Regions from separate parts of the Homo sapiens genome. Here region 1 is linked to region 2. The links are chromatin loops, found by intact Hi-C in ENCODE. Cell type or tissue: PC-9. All regions are shown on one strand. Links, peaks and the distances in the headings refer to the core of each region. The heading gives the core; the rest is flanking DNA. Region 1 has its middle 24 kb from the start of MIR3164. Region 2 overlaps LINC02952 (long intergenic non-protein coding RNA 2952).

What was found. Peaks named below come from ENCODE experiments on the same cell type or tissue, not always from the same donor. Only the 100,000 strongest peaks of a DNase experiment are listed, where the experiment ranks them.
Region 1: a loop joins it to region 2, with 7 times the contacts of the local background. A loop is called at or near these places in 11 of 110 quality-filtered maps.

What each region holds. Positions count from the first base shown.
Region 1 is chr11:69,105,466-69,108,361 of GRCh38, reverse strand. No RefSeq gene overlaps it. Among named protein-coding and RNA genes, the nearest start is that of MIR3164, 24 kb to the right of the region's middle. In PC-9, for the core only: no CTCF peak of the experiment used is centred there; DNase peaks (open chromatin) are centred at 1,751 and 2,131; H3K27ac peaks cover 2,270 bases.
Region 2 is chr11:69,436,241-69,439,136 of GRCh38, reverse strand. LINC02952 (long intergenic non-protein coding RNA 2952) reads left to right here. Exons shown (of 2, transcript NR_186235.1): 2 at 284-2,896. Among named protein-coding and RNA genes, the nearest start is that of LINC02952, 7.3 kb to the left of the region's middle. RefSeq lists enhancers at 1-420, 1,251-2,082. In PC-9, for the core only: a CTCF peak has its summit at 1,592; a DNase peak (open chromatin) is centred at 1,906; H3K27ac peaks cover 1,490 bases.

The DNA.
Region 1 (2,896 bases), core at 251-2,750, 330 kb after region 2:
GGTCATCATTCAGCCCAATCCAAACATCCTGGACAAAGGCCCTGAGGCTGGGAGGTGTAGTGCTGGCCAGTGACATGGCAGGGGTGGCAGGCTCACAGTGGGCAGGGGCTCGTGCACGCAGGCTGGGGACCAGGGTGGAGGGCTGTGGACGGCCATGGCTGAGTTTCACAACGGGGAGGGACATGATCCAATAGCTGCTGCGGGTGCAAAGACAGAGCAGAGAAGTCAGCAGTGGAGAAACAGGTGGACCATCAGGGACCACTATAGTCCTCCAGGTGTGTTGGATGGCGGGGCTGGGACAGGGGAGAGGGAATGAGGAGAGGCAGACCAAAAATGTGCTTGGAGGTTCAAATGGACTTTGTTGATGACTGCAATGGGGTGGGGTGGGAGCATCAACACCGAGCCCAGGACACGGGCATGAGCAGGTGGGTCACAGAGGCTTCTCCCAAGATGAGGAGGAGGGTGTGACCAGGTGTGATACTCTGGACAATCCTGAGGTGTGATACTCTGGACAACCCTGGGGTGTGGGGGCCCCATCTCACAGAGCTGGGATAAGAGGAGGCTGAAGCAACATTCAGGTGGGGCTGTGCCTGCATTCACTGTGGCATCCAAGGCAGTATGGTAGTCAGCAAACCCTGGTGCTCAGCAAACCCAGGTGCTTAGCAAACCCCACTGCTGAGAAAATCCTGGTGCTCAGCAAAACCCAGGTGCTTAGCAAACCCCACTGCTTAGAAAATCCTGGTGCTCAGCAAACCCTGGTGCTCAGCAAACCCCAGTGCTCAGCAAACCCTGGTGCTTAGCAAAACCCAGGTGCTTAGCAAACCCCACTGCTCAGAAAATCCTGGTGCTCAGCAAACCCTCACAGCATAGTCCCTGGATGGCAGAGCCTTTCTCAGTGTTTCTGGCATGAATACTGCATTCCAGGCCATGGGGTTTGCACTGTGAGAGACCCGTGGACCTGCCCCAGGTAAGCTCTTAGTGCAGCAGCCACTGGTCCTCTCCCAGCAGCACGGGCTGGGCCACTCCTGCCATGCCAGGTTTCAGCCTCCCCAACACCAGGGGACCTGATGCTAAGTTCTCCACAGGCCCTTCCCACTTTAAAGTTCTCCAGCTCCCAAAAAATCAGGGACTTTCCAATTTAGAAAATACCCTCACTGGATGGCCCTACCCATCCAGCCATTAGCTTCTCAAGCAGGCCAGGCAGTCCCTGGGCTGCCCACCTCTCCGCAGGCATCAGCCCCAGCACCACCTCTTGGATATGGAGCAGACACAGCATTGCCCACTGCCCTGGGCCCTCCTTACTCCTTCTCTGTCTGGACCAGTTCTTCCTCTTCCCTCCCCACATCCTGTTGCAACCATTCATGCTCAGGGATCCTCCTCTCCCCAGAAGCTGTGGCCTCTGAAAACCCCAAACTCTGCCATTTGCTGTCCCACCTGCCTTTCTGTGGCTGGGCCCCCACACAGCCAGATACAGATGCTGTCCCCTGCCCTGGTCACTCAGCAGGTGAGGGCTGGGCCCTGGGAGCCTGGCCTCTGGGTAGCCCTGAGTGGGAAGATGGTGGAGGGAGGCCTGTCCCCACTGGAGCAGTTCACCAAGGACAGGAGGCTGGGACAAGCTCCCTCCGTCCCCTGCCCACGGGCTCAGAGAATCACCCAGAGGCACCTTCCCACAGCGCCTCACTGGGCAGCCGGGCCTGGGAGCCAGGGCCAGCAGGCCTCAGGGGACCTGGAAAGTTTGGTTTTGCTTTGTGGATCTGGACAAACTGGAAATGTAAAGGGCTGCACTGGACGTACCCAGCTGGGCAAACTGGAAGTGCTTCAAAGAGCTGGGGGCAGGGCCGGGCGGCCGGTTCACACGGCTACGGCCAAGCTCAGCCCATCACTCAGGCCACCTGCCGGAGCCCATGCACCACCTCGCTGCTGCCCCTCCCCACTGCCAGTGGTCATGGACCCTGCCCACAGAGCCCCTCGGCAGCAGGGAGCTCCGGGCCAGCCAAGCGCAGGCCTCCTCCTCCATGATATTAATCAATCACATCCTGATAGTGATCAATGGAGGGCCCCTGGCAGCAATGGGCTGGCCAGCCTCCAGGCTCACCGTCCAGAGGCAGGAACGCCGAGGATGGCAAATGTGATCTTTGGCAAGGGACAGCACATTGTCTTACCGCTGTGGGAAAATGCTTAATGCGCAAACATTTCCTTAAAACGAGCTGACAAGGAAACGTTCAAGATGGCCTTATTAAAGATAATCATCCTGGCTGAACAGGACAAAAATAGATTAAGTCCCTTCTGAACTCTGAGAGCAGGATACGTGGCCCAGCAGAGCATCACTAAACCAAGGCGGGTGGCAGCGGGGAAAGACTCCACGGCTTTCCCTTGGGTTTCACCACTTGGAGAAGCTTCCCAGTCGGCTGGCGTGGAAGCCCAGCTCCTCACCCCACCCCAAGCACAGGGCAGGCGCTGAGCCCCGGGCTGGCAGAGGTAGGGAGTGGGCTGCAGGCACGGGGCGGGGAGGGGGCCTCCGGAGCTGCACACAGGAATGTCAGGGCCTGGCTTAATTTCTAAACCTGCCATATGGCCCTGCGTCCTGGGACCCAGGCTGGTGGCCAAGGAGGAGCCCTGGGGCTCGGTCCACAGCCCTCCAGGCCGGCTGCACAAAGCCATTTTTCAAAGGTGTTTCCCAACAGTCTCTCTCAAAGGAACTGCCCTTTGAGAAGCTGTCTTGGGCTCGAGCCAGGCAGGGCTGTCTGGGGGCTCTTGGCAAACGTGCCAGCCGTCCCCAGATCAAAAGTGCCTTTCTTGGTTTGCTCACTGCCTCTCTGTGCCAGGTGAATGAGCTGTGGGGGCACCCCGGGCCGGGCAAGGCCAGAGTTGTCTTACCCAGACTCAAAGATGGGGG
Region 2 (2,896 bases), core at 191-2,690:
GGGATGCAGAGGTGGTCCTGGGAGGGGGTGTAAATATGTGTCTTGCAAGGGGTGGAGGGGGAGATGGAGCCTTGGGGTGGTCCCTGGGAGGACCCTGGGGGCGTGTGGGGACGTCTGTACAGAGTGCAGCAGGAAATCAGGCTGGTCTGTCTTGCTGTGTTTCCAAAGAAAAGAGGCAAACCCAAGGGGTAAGGGGCTTCCTTAGACGCAGGGCCCAGTGCACCCGGGCGCTGGCGGTGGGTCTGGGGGCTGACTGTGTCTGTACTCTCTCCTTTGTCTGCAGGCCTGGTCTGCACTCAGCGGCTGCCAGGACCTCCCGGGAGCGCCCACACACCCCACAGCCCGCCTGTCCTGGGAATACCTCTCCAGGCCCTGAATACCTGTCCCCCACTCCCTGCCTAGGACAACGGGGGCTGTCAGGGCCATGGGCAGGCCCACCCCACCAACCAGACCCTACGTGGGCCCCGCCTTGGTCCCGGAGCCAATGTCTGGCTGATCAGGGAACAAGAGGAGCCTTCAACACCTCAATTCTGGGACGGTTGAGGTTTTCACACCGGGCCACACCTGAGCCACTAGGAGCCGGGAGGCTCTGATCGTCTCTCCGCCTGTCTCTCTCTGGCATCGCCAGGGCTGACTTCATTCCACGTCCGCGCGGAAACAGCAGGGCTATCTCAGTGCAATCCTGGTTTTGTATTCAGAGCCTCCTCTGAGTGAGTGCCAGGGCGCACCGTGCAAGGAGCCTGGCTTTGCCCACTGCAATCCCGTGCCCTCACCCTAGTCTTTTAACCTCTCACGACTCAGGTTCCTCATCTGTGAAATGGAGCTGTCTTCTTTGTGGGGTTAGTGGAAGCAATAAGCGAGAAGTGTGTCCACACAGGCCCAGCCTTTCTGGGGCCTCACTGTGACCAGACACTGCGCTTTGGACTAGGGGATGGGATGCGACTTAGGGGAGCTGCGGCCACCTGTCTCTGGAGGCTGAAGTCTCCCTGCGGACCACCCTTCCTCAGGACCACCCTTCCTCACTTGCACGTCTCCCCTGCAGTCAGGACTCGCCTGCCCCCACGCCAGGCTCTCCCTAGTGGATCAGGCTGTACAACCTGGTTTGTATGAGGAAAGGCAGCCGCTGGGGCCCCAGTGCAGCAAGAGAGGGGAGGAGGAGGTGTTCAGAGGGAAGACCCCTCCCCACCCCCGTTGGCCCCTTGTCTTCAAAGGAAGGGCGTGACCTTTCTGCCCCCCAGACCCACCCTGAGGGTCACTGTGGCGGTGAAGCCTGGTGCCGGCACTTGTGCCCGCCCTCTGACTTGCAGTGTCCCGAGACATATTCAGGGGAGCCAGGTATTCAATCAGCAAGGCTCCCAACAAGATGGGGTGGGTGGGAGAAGCACCCACAATTCTCTAGAAGGCTTTCAGGGCATTCTTCACTAAAGAGACACATTGGAGTCTGGAACCCCTCCCCTAGCAGGGGGACACCTCCAAGCTGTGCTCAAAACTGGGACAGGATATTTGGGTTGGAGTGTTCTCCGTCTCTGCCTCTCTGTCTCTCTCTCTCCCTTTCTCTCTGTCTCTCTCTCTCTCTCCCTCTCTCCCTGTCTCTCTCTCTCTCTCTCTCTCTCACTCTCTCTTGCTCTCTCTTTCCTCCTGTCTCTCTAAAGGTCTCCTTTCCTCTAAGGGCAAAGCAGCAGCTGTCAGGTCCTTAGAGCAGGATCCCTGGTTGGTGCAGGCCCAGGGCCAGCCCCTGGTCCCGGCCTTTCTTCCCCTGGGGGATGAACAGTGAATGCAGCCGCCCTGGGAGTTGGGCGACCTGCGGGGCTTGGAGGGAAGGGCAGGAGGGCCCAGGGCTGACACAGCACGCCTGGCTGGGGTGGGGGCAGTGGTGTGGGTGGCTGACCACATTCCTGGGATGCCGGGCTGCAGGGCTGGGCGGCTGTGTCTACACCTGTCTGCCCCTGTCGGCTGTGAGCAATGCAGCCAGGGACAGGGCAGCTAGAGCCATGCTGTGGTCTGGCCAGTGGGCCAGGCACGTGAGCTGGTTCATGCCCTGCTGCACCAACAACGTTCACCTGGAGAGGTCAGTGGCCTCATTGAGGGGAAGAAGGGCTCTGTCCCTAGAGTCTAGCAAGCCTGGGCCATGGTCTGTGGGGCTTGTCAGGGTGACTTCACCTCTGTGAGCCTCAGTTTCCCTCCCTGGAAAGTGGAGCATAACATGGGTGGGGTCCCCGGTGCTGGCCTGCAGAGCCCTGGGAGACGTGTGGAGTACAAGCCCCATACGCTAGGCCAAAAGATCCGCAGACCAGGCAGCTTAACTGATAGAAATGAAAGTCCAAGATCAAGGTGTCAGCAGGGCAGGCTCCTTCTGAGGCTGCGGGGAAGGAACTGGCCCAGGTTTCTCTCCTTGGCTTGCAGGTGGCCCATGCCTCTCCACATCAGCTTCCCTCCCATGCGGCCTCTGTGCCTGAACTTCCTCTTTTAGTAGGACTGCGGTCATATTGGATTAGGGCCCACCCTAATGGCCTCCTCAGAACTTGGTGACCACTGTAAAGGCCCTATCTCCAAATCAGGAAATGTTCCGGGGTCCTGGGGGTTAAGACTTCAACACAAACATCTTGTTGGAGGGGGGTTGCAATTCAGTCCACACCCGCTTCCCTCGTCTCACTTCGTCCAGCACTCAGCACCCTCTGGCCCTGCCCTTAGCTGTGGGTCTGGATTTCCCATCTCTTCCACGGTAAGCCCTGTGAGGGCGGCGTCTTTATCCCATTTGCTGTTACACCTGCAATTCCTGGGGTGCCGGCTTGTTCTCATCATTTAGCAGACCATTGCTGAATGGCTAACAAATCCAGGATACAATTTGTAGGTGCACCAAGCCAGGCAAGGTATCTGCGTCACCTGCCCGTCAGTG